3 separate regions of the Homo sapiens genome follow, and all the other regions are linked to region 1. Evidence: chromatin contacts called from ENCODE Hi-C or POLR2A ChIA-PET data. All regions are on one chromosome and are shown on one strand. Each heading gives the region's core, a stretch centred on a gene start or an enhancer-like site at or near the end of the contact. The rest is flanking DNA. Distances are from core to core; before and after follow the strand shown. Region 1 holds the start of TMEM128 (transmembrane protein 128). Region 2 holds the start of POLN (DNA polymerase nu). Region 3 holds the start of MRFAP1 (Morf4 family associated protein 1).

Region 1 (4,198 bases), core at 1,674-4,173:
CAGTCCCTGTGAATGAGGAACTACTGGACATCTGGTCTGGCCACAAAGCTGTCACTCCTCCCACTGTGGACCTTCACCTCCACTCTAACACAGTTACACCCTGTAGTTACCTTGTCAGCTGTAACCACCCTCTGAAACCAACCCTGAGACCCAATTCCCACTGGCCACAGTTCTCGGCTCTTCCTCCCAGTACTCTTGTACTTGGTCTTTGAAGACCTTCAGTCAGTCTTTCTCCCTCTTTTCCCCAAATGGATTAGGTTCTTCTTAAATTTACTACCTTCCTCATCCTACAACACATTTATTTGCACACAAATAATTTCCAGTTCTATTCCACTCTACTGTATGTGCCCAGAGCACACACCCTCTCATTGGTTTTATTTTTTCCAGCTTTATTGAAGTACAATTGACAAATTAAAATTTTATATATTCAAGGTATACAGTGTGATGACTTGATATATATATACACACACACATGAATATATACATATATACATATATATGAATATATATATACGTGTATACATATACACACACACACATTGTGAAATTATTACCACAATCAAGTTAATTATCACACTCATCACCTCACATAGTTACCACTGGTGGGGTAACAGGGGGAGGACACAAGACCTACTCTTAGAAAATTTCAAGTATACAATACAGCCTTATTAACTATAGTCACTATACTGTATGTACATTAGATCTCCAGACCTTATTCATCTTATAACTAAAAATATGTACCCTTTGACCCCCATCTCATATTCATCTTCGTATCACCACACCTCCAACACAGGGCCTGGCAGAGAGTAGTAGGTGCTTACTGTTTGAAGAATTCAACTAACAAAATATAACACGAAAAATCAGACTTGGGTTTAATTTACAAAGCAATAAAATTTTCTTACCTGCTAGTGTGGAAGTTTTCTTTAAGGGTTTTAAAGAAGTCAACATAATAGGTCACAACAATGGATGCCAAAATCCAGAATCCAGAATGGATATTAAGTCTTGGAAGAGGTTTCTCCTTTTTCTCAACAGCTGTGGAGGTTTCTGCAAATAAGGGAGATTTCAACTTATTAAGTTACCACAATTTTGCGAGGAAAAATTACACTTAAGCCAAATAAAATCATTTCCTAGAGCTAAGAAACAGTCTCTCCCATGATAACAAATCCTTCTGTAAAACCCTTGAGATAGGTTTATATTTACAAAAAATAAGAGCCCACTATAAAATATGGTCAATACAGTCAATTTATTTCCTCTAAATACATTGTGAAATCAAATTTACACTTTCATCGTCTTTCGGAAATAACAATGTCACCTGGAAATGTAAGAATTTTAATATTATGTTTCACATTTCTTCTAGGAAAGTAATTAGTCTTGTTAATTAGGAAAAATGCCAAAGGCAAACATTAGCGCATGAACTGGACTTGTGGTCTTCCAAGAACACTTTTATAACTAAATTTTTTTTTTTTGAGTCGGAGTCTTCCTCTGTCGCCCGGGTTGGAGTGGAATGGTTTGATCTCGGCTCACTGCAACCACCGCCTCCCGGGTTCAAGCAATTCTCCTGCCTCAGCCTCCCGAGTACCTGGGATTACAGGCGCCTGCCACCACGCCGGGCTAATTTTTGTATTTTTAGTAGAGACGGGGTTTCACCATCTTGGCCAGGCTGCTCTATTTGGCCAGGTTGGTCTCGAACTCCTGACCTCGTGATCAGCCCGCCTCAGCCTCTCAAAGTGCTGGGATTACAGGCGTGAGCTACCCTGCCCAGCCTATAACTAAATATTTTAGTTACTTTAAACACAGCTCAAAAGTGGAAACGGCACACCAGAGCTCTAGTTCCAGCACAGCACTGTCTAGACAGGTGATGGACAAGACATTTTTCCTGTCTGGAACGCAATCTGAAAGAATGGGTGGATGGGGGTTGGGTCAGATGGATGATTTCTATTAAGTTTTCCGGGGATTCTGACATGCCCTCTAGGTTCACGTGAGAATCAATGGTCCACATCTGAGGTTTTGGGCCTTTAGATGACCATCGGAAACCCTGGGAAGCATGTTCGTAATATTCTGGGATATCCTCAAAATGTATACATCATCATGCCTGGGCATGAGGTTATTCGTGTTTTTAATTTTAAAAGGTAATAAATGGACGTGGTTTTAAAACATATGAGATAAAAAATATCCAAAATGAAGTATCTGTCTCCCATCCTTAACCTCAGATCTAATCCCCAGAAGCAACCACCACTTACAATTTCTACTGAATTCTTCCATATTCTATGCATTCACAGGTGAACATACATCACAAGTTACCTGTTTTGTACCCAAATGGCGGCATACCATAGTGTTCCACACTTCCCTTTGAAAATCATCCCCATTGGTACATACGAGTCGACCTGATGTGTCAGGTATACATATACCCAAATTTACTTAAACAGCTTTCTGCTGACGGGCAAGGCAGATATTTCCAGTAATTCGCTATTACAAGCAATCCTGAAGTGAAACACTGCGCACATCATTGTACACTGCGGTACACGCATGTTTCTGGTAAATCCTTAAGACTTAAAACTGGTGGGTATTTTTAATTTTAATCGCTATTTCCAAATAGGTGTCAAATCAGCTCTCCAGAGAATTCTGAAGCGCAGCTGAAATGACGATGCACAGCACTCCGCGATTCTAAGGATCTTCCCTGACATTAAATATTCGACTTGCAAAGCCGAAACTCAGTCCTTCCAGACTGGGCCAGGGCTGCCGGAGGCCGGCCGTTTTCCGACGCCTCGCCTCTGAGAACCTCGGGGCGGCTTGGTGCGCGCCTCACCCGGCCCGGCGTCACCCTCGCGGTCCAGCTGGGCCTCGGCGTCCGGCAGGAGGAGGAATCGCCGCCGGAGCTGCTGCCGGGCCCGCGAGGAGTCCATCTTGGTACCGCCCCGAAATGCGACGGAAGTGACGTCAGACACAGCGCTTCCGGCGTCCGCTCCGGGTCTGGACCTCCTGGCGTTTGGATTGGAGACTGTGTTCTCTTCGCTGTTTAGTTAGCGAGCAGCTAGGGTGGAGTCGGCCTCAAAGGTTCCGCTCTCATGTCGGCAAGTGTGATTTGAATTTTAAAACACTGAGCTTTGCCGGTGGAAGAGTTCCCAAGTTTATTCCGACCTACGGAAGCCCAGGAGGACCAGGATTACCGCTGCCGCTGGATGCGTCCAGGGCCGGGATGCGCGACCGTGAGACGCTGCGCTTCCGAAGCCCTCGCAGGCTTCCGGGTGCCAGAGCAGGAGACATACCCTCTGTCCAGCCTTCCACTCTCAGCCCCCAGTTTTTTTCCTACTTTTGCTTTTCAGGAGTCGTCCAGCAAGACTTGAAAGGAGGAGAAAGGCCTGCTGGACAGGATGCTAGAGCCTGGCAGTGACCACTTGGGGGCCCTGGGCATTAAATAAACTTCTTGGGGCCCGTTTCGTTATTACACTTGGCTCTAGATTTGTTGTGCGTTTCAGTGAGAAGTACCTGTATGTGGTTCATGTGAGCCTCCTCCTCGCCACTTGTGAAAAATCCTCCCAGCCTGAACCGAGGGAACTAAATTGCTTTCCCAGCAAACTGCGGTTTTCCACACTGCTCACGCCCACAAACTGTGTGTTACGAGTTCACAACTTTTTCTTCGTCAATAATCCCGCGTATTACTCTCCCAGCCGTTTCCCAGCGTGTCATGTGCTGAGAAATGGTGGGCTTAGCCACGCAAACGTTTACTGAGCATCTACTATTTGGTAGGAGCTGTTAGGCACCATGCTAGCAGTGGAGATAAAGATGAGTAAGACATGGCCTTGCACGTGAGGAGCTCCTTGTCCAAAGAAAACCACAGAGGTATATTACAAGAAAACTCTATTTGTAAATGTATGAAAGCATTTCATCAATGCAGCCAACATTTTCTGAGCAGCTGCATGTGATAAAATGGTGAGGACAGAAGAATCTAGTAGAGGAAGCAGCTTCAATACAGTGCCATAATAAAAACACTGTACATGGGGCATAATAGAAACACTGTACATATAAAGGGCAGTTTATTCTGCTGCAGTGTGGGAGAGCAGGGAGAGTGGTTTCAGGTGAGTTGAATACAGGGGTGGAGAGCCAGCTACATAGGAAGTAAAATTTGAATTAGTAGGCACTGTTTAATATCTTCGATGTGTTGGGGTGTTTGTAAAAGGAATGTAATAAGAAATACTCA
Region 2 (4,288 bases), core at 998-3,497, 2.0 Mb before region 1:
TTTGTATGAAACATTGACACAGATCACAAATAAGCACTGAACAAAGAAAATAAAATGTAATCTCTTCTCAGATGCACCATTCTAAAGTACTTTAACAGCAATATTATCTCCTCTATTCCTAACAATAATTACAATGTGAATCCAATCTCATTTCTTATGCTTACCTTGCTGGTTAGGCTGTGAAGACTCTCCTCTGCCCATTTTATACTTGACTTCATGCTCGAATTACTTGCTTTTAAGTGAATTAACTGATGTTGAGCACAAATGTATGCGAGCTGCAGTCTAGCCATCTCTAGTCGTCTCTCCTCAAGGATTTCTTGATTATCACAAATAGATGGTGTCTGTATATCTAAAAGTTGAAAATTGTCTTCATTTGAACTTTCAACTACTTCATGTATACCCTGAAAGAACTGTTTTTTGGTATACAAAGTTAATGCTGCTGTGCTTTGCTCTTCCTGACTTAGGTATTTTTCCAAGGAAAATTGCGATAAAAATACCAGTGGATTTGTCCCTTGACCTAAATTAGAATGTCTGAAGAACATCATCAATTGTGTAACTTCATCAGTAAGAGCCTGAAGTTCATTACTGATCTTAGTGATCATTGCATTTAGAATTCCTTGACTCTGCTTCAGCTTTTTAGTGGCTTCTTCTTCTTTAGCATTTAACCTCAGAGATTTGTGGCTAGTTACTGAAGCCATCAATTGACATTTATTACGTCGCTGAATTTTTAGGTTCTTTAATTTCAGTAGAGTTTGAACCTCATCCTCTAATTTCTCCAGCTCTTTATCATCCAGTCTAGGTGTCTTCAAATCAGAAGTTTTACACGTTTTAAGAGCTTCATCCAATGCCGCCCCTTCTAGAATAGGCTTGCCTGATTTCTGAAGAATGCTAAAAGCTTCCAATTCTCTTTCAGACAACACGTTCTGTTCATTCACATTCCCACAAAACCACTTCAGAAACGATTCATCTTCAACGCCCTCAAACAACCAGTCAAAGTCTTCTCCATTAAGATTATCAGCTTTGGGATAACCAATTTTTTTTAATGTTTCCACAAACTCATTTCCACAACTCATGGTTTTAACTACCCCAATTTTGTTGTATCTGATATGGGTTTACGGTGTTGATTTTTAGAAAATAAATCCAAGCAGAAAAAAAGCTACGTTTTATACCAAGTCCACAGAGAAGGGAAAATATATTTTTAGAATCTATAATGATTCCTCCTAGGGGGGAAGAAAACAAGTATTAGACCACAAATATGACGACAGTGTTTTTAAAAAGAAGACACAGACAAATATCACATGATATCCGAGAGCGGGATAAATGACAGGTAGTCGTAGCTGCAATGTTTGATGATGATAAAGAGAAACAGAAACAATTAGGCTAGTTCTCAGAAAACCGCAACAGTAACGAAAAGTAATTAACAAGAAAGTGGATCTATTTGGATCCATTTTATCTTTTTTTCCAAAGATAAAATGGTTTAAAATGCATTACACTTTATAGAGCAGCATTTGTTTTTAATTCAAAATAAATGGATCCAAACAAACCCAAGCCACCAGGAGGCTAGGCAGCCTCTCTTCCCTGCCCTCCGTACGTAAGAAGACGCAAATAAGCATGGCACATCTTCTGAAGATCAACTAAATATTTACCTCAACGTCTCGCCGGGCAAGGCTCCACCTCCAGAGTCCACCACCGCGACGCGGAGAACAGCAGGAGCAGCAGGGAAGCGCGCGGCCACAATTAAGGGTGCTTCGGGCCGGCCTTCAGCCAGCGCTGAGGCAGCCCCGACGCCAGGGCCGCGCGAACCCCAGAGGCAGCGGCAAGCCCCAGGGATCCGCGGCCCCAAGGCCGCGATACACCAGACGCGCCAGCGGCAAAACCTTCCTTCGGAGGGTCACCCAGCTGTGACACCTAAGCACGCTGACAAAACAAACGCACAAGCCCACCGAATCGCCGTCGACACCGAGCTGCAGAAGACGGGGGTGACAGGCCCCGCACAGCCCCCGCCCCAGCTCCTCGCCCAGCGGACCGGGCCCTGATCCCCGGGCAGCTGCTGGAGCACCTGGAAGGAGCCCCCAGGAGCGCAGGAAAAAAAAGAGGCACCTGGGTGCAGACGGGGATCGCGGCCACTCCTCCAGCCCCACACCCCTGCGCCCAGAACCGAGGCCCGCGTCAGTCACCTCAGGAAGTTCCGCTTGCTTCTCGCAGGAGCCCGCCGCCACCGCCCTCCGTGCCCCGCGCGCCTCGCACTGCCTCACGGGAGCGCCTGGACGCGCGCAAGCGCACAAGGCGACGGCGTGGTCGTGGGGGATGACTGTTTGCGCAGGCGTAGTGTCAAAAGAGGCGGAGTCGGCGAGGCTGGACTATGGGGTGGAGCTGAGCAGGCGGCGCTCGGCCCCCGGCCGCTGCGGGCATCCTGCCTCCTGGGCGGGGCGCAGGGCAGAGAGAGGCGGGGTCTGGGCCGGGAAGGGCGGGGACAGGGCCTGGACAGGGGCGGGGCCTGGGCAGGGGGCGGAGCCTGGGCAATGAATGGGGTGCAGAGGGGTGCAGAGGGGTGCGGTGGGGCGCCCTCTGGGGAGCTGAAGCTGCGGGCCTGCTCTCAACGGAGCCGTCAGTTGTGCTTCAGGCCTGCCCTGCCCCGTACTTCAATCTAGACCCTCTGAAGGCACTTTTGAATGGTACAAAGAGCAGCGCAGGTTGGTGGTTGGGAGACAGGCTGGAGCCCGGCGGTGATAGCGCTCGCCCCCGAGAGAGACGAGTTCCCGGAACATTCACAGCAGCCCGACCAATGCCTGGTACATTTTAAGGGTTAGGGATTGTTCGCTTAGAGTCTTTTACAATGAACTTTATTTTGCAAAAACACTTAATTTCTAATCCCTCACCAGAACACTATGTAAAAGCTGACTTCTGGCCGGGCGCGGTGGCTCATGCCTGTAATCCCAGCACTTTGGGAGGCCGGGGGGGGGGGGGGGGGGGATCATGAGGTCAGGAGTTCGAGACCAGCCTGGCCAAGATGGTGAAACCCCATCTCTACTAAAAAATACAAAAATTAGCCGGGCGCGGTGGTGGGCGCCTGTAATCCCAGCGACTCGGGAGGCTGAGGCAGGAGAATCGTTTGAACCCAGGAGGTGGAGGTTGCAGTGAGCCGAGATCACGCCACTGCACTCTAGCCTGGGCGACAGAGCAAGACTCCGTCTCAAAAAAAAAAAAAAAAAAAAAGCTGACTTCCTCCACAATTCCCTTTTCAAAATGTTAGAAATAAACGGAATGGCCTGAGTTAAATACATCGATATATTTAACTCAAGGAGGATGGTACACCATTTCCAAAGAGGATGGCAGTCAGTGAAAGATGACTGAAACGGGATTGCTAAATTTCATGTGAATCTGGCTGATGCCCTACAGCCCAGTGAAACCAGACCTCTCTATTGGACAGAATTCGTTTGCATCTCTACCAAACAAAAATCCTTTGCCACTCCTCAGTCTTCCACAGGTTAGCAGGGGCTTTGGTCATGGGTAAATATAATAGTACTCCCTCCCTTCAGCGTCAAATGACCCTAAAGGTGGCTTGTTAGACAATGTCCTAGTCCAGGGTGACTAGGTAGAAGTCGTTTGGATAGTTTTTCTTAATATTTTTAAGGAGAGAAATAAGAATGTTCTAAGGCAAATATTGTAATCTGATCGAGTCAAAGATATTTCCTATTCATTCTTCACTTGTTTCACGTTTTTTTCCTCCTCTTTTAAAAGTCAATAAGGCCTAAAATGATCTGAAAAACAAACATGATGGGAAAAAATTCAAAGAGTGGTGCCCAATCTGCAGGCAAGGAAACCAGGGATGCTGGAACGGGGAGGCCTGGTGGGAGGACCCTTGCAGCCCAGGGTTGGAGGTTGGGGGTGTGCATCAGGGGGCAGAGTTGAGCCAGTTTGGACAGGAGGAAGTGGGAGCTGTGCAGGCAATGCCTTCCAGAAATGTTGCTGATGAGGCAAAGACTGGGTGGGAGGAGTGTGACACAGAGAGAGAGATACAGAGAGACAGAGAGAGACAGAAACAGAGAGACAGAGACAGAGAGACAGAGACAGAGACAGAGAGACACAGAGAGACAGAGACAGAGAGACAGAGACACAGAGACAGAGACAGAGAGACAGAGACACAGAGAGACAGATAGAGACAGAGACAGACAGAGAGACAGAGACAGACAGAGACACAGAGAGAGAGAGAGAGGAGAAAGACAGAGAGCGAGCATGCAAAACAACACAAGCTGAGGGGGTGGGAATGCAGGGCTGAGGGGAGGAT
Region 3 (4,164 bases), core at 110-2,609, 2.4 Mb after region 1:
AGCAGCCAGGCTCCACCTTGGGGTGTGGGGAGGCCGGTTTGGTGAAAAGACACCCAGACCCTTCTGACTGTCATCCAAGGAAGAAGGAAAACTACTCTTTAAAAAGGCAGAAAGGGCCAGGCGCACGGCTCATGCCTGTAATCTCTGCACTTTGGGAGGCCCGAAGTGGAAGGATCACTTGAGGCCAGAAGATCAAGGCTGCAGTGAGCCATGATCCCACCACTGGACTCCAGCCTGGGCGACAGACCGAGACCCTGCCTCAATAAAAAAAAAAAACTTTTTAAATAATAATAAGTAAATAAGGCCCGGCACGGTGGCTTACGCCTGTAATCCCAGCACTTTGGGAGGCCGAGGTGGATGGATCACGAGGTCAGGAGATCGAGACCATCCTGGCTAACACGGTGAAACCCCGTCTCTACTAAAAATACAAAAAATTAGCCGGGTGCGGTGGCAGGCGCCTGTAGTCCCAGCTACTCGCGAGGCTGAGGCAGGAGAATGGTGTGAACCCCGGAGGTGGAGTTTGCAGTGAGCCGAGATCGTGCCACTGCACTCCAGCCTGGGCGATAGAGCCAGACTCTGTCTCCAAAAAAAAAAAAAAAAAAAGTAAATAAAACGGCTGAGGGGACTCAGGTCCCCCTGCGTGAAAGGAAGGGGCTTTAAGCGTCCACCTGGGGTAGCTGCATTATCACGTAGGATCCTCCTCTTCTAGTGTGGAAGGCCCTTTTTAATTTTCATTTATATTTTATTTATTTATTTTGCGACGGAGTCTCACTCTGATGCACAGGCTGGAGAGCAGTGGCGCGATATGGGCTCACTGCAACCTCCGCCTCCCGTTTTCAAACGATTGTCTCAGCCTCCCAAGCAGCTGGGGTTACACGCGTGCAACACGACGCCCGGCTAATTTTTGTATTTTTGGTAGAGACGGGGTCTCGCCATGTCGGCCAGGCTGGTCTCGAATTCCTGACCTCAAGCCATCCACCCACCTCGCCTCCCAACGTGCTGAGATTACAGGCGTGAGCCACCGCGCCTGGGAAGTGCGGGAGGCCTTTTTAAAAAATGTAAACTCGCGTGCTCAAGAAGCCCTATCGGAGGGAAACACCCAGAAGAGGCCACCCTCCAAACACAGGGTAAAACAGGGGTGACGCACAGAGGTAACGGGAAAGCAGGAACGAGCGAGAGCGTGCGGTCCCGTACCTGCGCGTGCCTGCGTGCGCGTCCGTGCGGCCGCGACGCCGCCGCCGGTGCCTCTCTTTCTAGACGTGCGCGCGCCCGCAGCTCGCCCCCCTGACCGTAAAGAGGCCCGGCTGTGTCGTGAAAGGGGCCGCAACGCGCAGAGCGCTGGTTGACGGCCGGGACTCCATTTTGTTCGCCGTTACTCTGCGCGTAAGTCGCTTGTCCGTGGCTTCTCTGAGAAGAAAAGTTGAAAAAGGGTAAAAGTTTTCAGGAATATTCGGGCTCTCTATTGCTAAGCATAGCGAGTGTCGGTTTTCTCTCTCCAACAGACATCGCTATTGCGGTTCCGAGGCAGTGGGAAGAGATGCGGCCCCTGGACATCGTCGAGCTGGCGGAACCGGAGGAAGTGGAGGTGCTGGAGCCCGAGGAGGATTTCGAGCAGTTTCTGCTCCCGGTCATCAACGAGATGCGCGAGGACATCGCGTCGCTGACGCGCGAGCACGGGCGGGCGTACCTGCGGAACCGGAGCAAGCTGTGGGAGATGGACAATATGCTCATCCAGATCAAAACGCAGGTGGAGGCCTCGGAGGAGAGCGCCCTCAACCACCTCCAGAACCCGGGCGACGCGGCCGAGGGCCGGGCGGCCAAGAGGTGCGAGAAGGCCGAGGAGAAGGCCAAGGAGATTGCGAAGATGGCAGAGATGCTGGTGGAGCTGGTCCGGCGGATAGAGAAGAGCGAGTCGTCGTGAGCGCGGTCGGCGGTAAGTCGGGCACCCGCGCCAGGCCGAGGAGCGGCCCCAGCTTGGCCGCTCTTCGAGAGCGATGATTTCATCGAGATGCACCGGAATCGGGGGTGGGGCGGGAGAATAAAGGCGTGCTCGGGTCAGGGCCGATCTGGGCCCCGTCTTCGTGTTTTGTTTTTTGACGGTGGCGGCGTGGGATAATCAGAGTGGCCGGGTTTGGGCGTGATGCGTGTTCAGTGGAAGGGTCATAAATCTCAGAGTCGCCAAGGAAACAGAAACGGACAAGGTCCCGGGCCGTCCAGCAAGCGGGGGTGGAAATAGAGGATTTTCGGGGAAGACGTTGGACAAGTCAACGTTGCTAGAGACTGGAGTGAGTCAGGTGGTGGCCAGAAGAGGTGGCGTCCTGCACAGTGGCGTTCGTGAGGGTTTGGGGGTCGTTGTGCCTGGGATTAACCTCTCGATGATGAATTTCTTCCCATTGTGCTTTAGGTTTCCAGCCAATGGATTCTGGTCAACTGGTGGAGATTGGCTGACACCCTGGAGAAGCCGAAACCAGAGAGCCTTTTGTTTTCTCTTTTTTCCTGTCTATGCTCTGTCTCACTTAACACTACGTTTTCTGCTATGGTCTGTGGTTGATGACCTCAATATGAGTTTCGATTGTTAACGTGTTTTTGTTTGGGAAGTAATTTTGTTTGAAAATGCTCTCACATACAGGAATTAGGGCCTAGATTGTAAGCTCTTGCAGCAGTCACATTTGTTCCCGGGCTTTGGTGGTTATTTCTAAATTTTTGAGGTGCTTTGCTATTTCTTGTGTGACCTGATAGCTCCCTGGAACTTTGGGTCTGTGTGTGACACATGAGACTCACAGTTGGAGTTCTCCAGCTCTGGAGGTGCTGAAGGAGCTGCATTAATTCTGGAAGACGACTCCATGCAGCAACTACTGAAGAAAGGACCAGACTTCAACGGGGAGTGTGGATGGGCCGACCTGGCTGGGACTCGTGAATCTGGAGAAGAGCTGGAGAATGGATAGTATTGTCTGTATTTGGAGACTTTAATTTCTGTGTGAGACCAAAGGAGGAGAGATGTGTTTTGTTCAAAATTTAAATTTGTTGTGGTACACTATCTTATGTAACCTGTCTGGTGAGTTTGTTTGGACAACCTAACTCAGCTTTATTTGACATGGAACCTAAAATAGAAGATAAGATCTTGATATTCTGTACAAGTTGATGTAATACCCTGATGCGTTTTAGAGGACTTGGCATAAAATGAAAGATTGGCAAAGGCCCTTGAGGGGCTTGGGGATGACAGTATGGAACTGTCTGCATTGGACCCTAAACTGGACTAGAAGAGGCATCTTCAAGGTTCATACGTTGTCCAGCTGTAAGTTCATTTGAGTAGCAGACCTAACAAATATTTGAGGTCAGAACCCTACCATGTTAAAACAAACAAAAACTTACCATGTTAATAAAAGTATTCATTTGCTTGAAAAGACGAAAGACCTAAAAGGTTATTGAGAAATGTTAGTCCTTTAAGAATGAAATCTGCTGTCTCCCAGATGGTTCTCACTGTCAAATGGAGGGTGAACATCTTAACGGTTTCTGAGGCTCTTAGTCTCTAATCAAAGGGAAGCTTTCTCTCTCTGCTGTTGGGAACCGGGTGAGGAAGAAACACACTTGGTTCTTAGTGTGGGAAGAAACCACATGTAATCCTGTGGTCCAGGCCTCTGCCTTCAGAGAGCCAAAGCACCTTCAGTCTTTCCAATTGGAACATTGTTTTCTAGGCCTTGCACTGGGAATATAGCGATTACAGTTGCAGGGTGAGGGATGACATAGAGGAGATGTGATACCCCACCCTCCTTCCAGATTGAAGCCTTTCTGCCTCAGCTGCTAGAAGTGTTGCTGACAAACACCCTTCAGCTGGTTAGCCCTCTGGGCAGTGCCTTTTCAGAGGAGAGCTGCGTTAGCCAAAGTCATGCCCTTTTCCCTGGGTAGCCTACATCTAGTGAGTAATGGGCTGGAAATCTCAGGTCGCTATTTCTCTTACCCCAATTTGGGACAACTTTGAGGGACATGGTGGCTTCTGAGCTTGTGGGGTCTGCTGAGGCTTTTGTTAGGATTACATCACGCAGCCCACCTCCTCCCCCGTCCCAGCCTTGCATTCCTCCTCTTCCACAAGTGTTAATCCCTAAAAAACGTGCATCTAGTTTTCATCTTGGAGTCCACTTTCTGGGCAACCTAGTTGGTAGAAAT

The links. Hi-C counts contacts between places; a loop is a spot of excess contacts on that map. ChIA-PET counts read pairs that join two places held with the same protein, here RNA polymerase II (POLR2A). Pooled maps may share reads with other maps.
Region 2: a loop to region 1 is called in a pooled map, with 24 times the contacts of the local background. The contact joins the promoter of POLN here to the promoter of TMEM128 in region 1. A Hi-C loop is called at or near these places in 6 of 50 pooled maps.
Region 3: a loop to region 1 is called in a pooled map, with 11 times the contacts of the local background. The contact joins the promoter of MRFAP1 here to the promoter of TMEM128 in region 1. A Hi-C loop is called at or near these places in 1 of 37 single-sample maps with no recorded cell type and 8 of 50 pooled maps. POLR2A ChIA-PET finds 5 or more read pairs at or near these places in 1 of 52 experiments (activated B cell).

Annotation. Positions count from the first base shown.
Region 1 is chr4:4,245,300-4,249,497 of GRCh38, forward strand. TMEM128 (transmembrane protein 128) reads right to left here and starts at 2,924. Exons shown (of 5, transcript NM_001297551.2): 1 at 2,807-2,924; 2 at 903-1,044. The coding sequence starts at 2,903. RefSeq lists enhancers at 2,266-2,892, 3,195-3,304.
Region 2 is chr4:2,239,874-2,244,161 of GRCh38, forward strand. It overlaps POLN (DNA polymerase nu), which reads right to left and starts at 2,248. Exons shown (of 26, transcript NM_181808.4): 1 at 2,178-2,248; 2 at 1,647-1,917. HAUS3 (HAUS augmin like complex subunit 3) reads right to left here and starts at 2,248. Exons shown (of 6, transcript NM_001303143.2): 1 at 2,178-2,248; 2 at 1,647-1,917; 3 at 165-1,220. The coding sequence starts at 1,073. It also overlaps the pseudogene COX6B1P5. RefSeq lists enhancers at 1,431-1,932, 1,539-1,638 and a silencer at 2,319-2,678.
Region 3 is chr4:6,639,326-6,643,489 of GRCh38, forward strand. MRFAP1 (Morf4 family associated protein 1) reads left to right here and starts at 1,360. Exons shown (of 2, transcript NM_033296.3): 1 at 1,360-1,933; 2 at 2,405-3,404. The coding sequence starts at 1,538. The coding sequence ends at 1,921. It overlaps LOC124900653 (a long non-coding RNA gene), which reads right to left and starts at 1,296. Exons shown (of 2, transcript XR_007058007.1): 1 at 1,195-1,296. RefSeq lists an enhancer at 1-354 and a silencer at 2,328-2,397.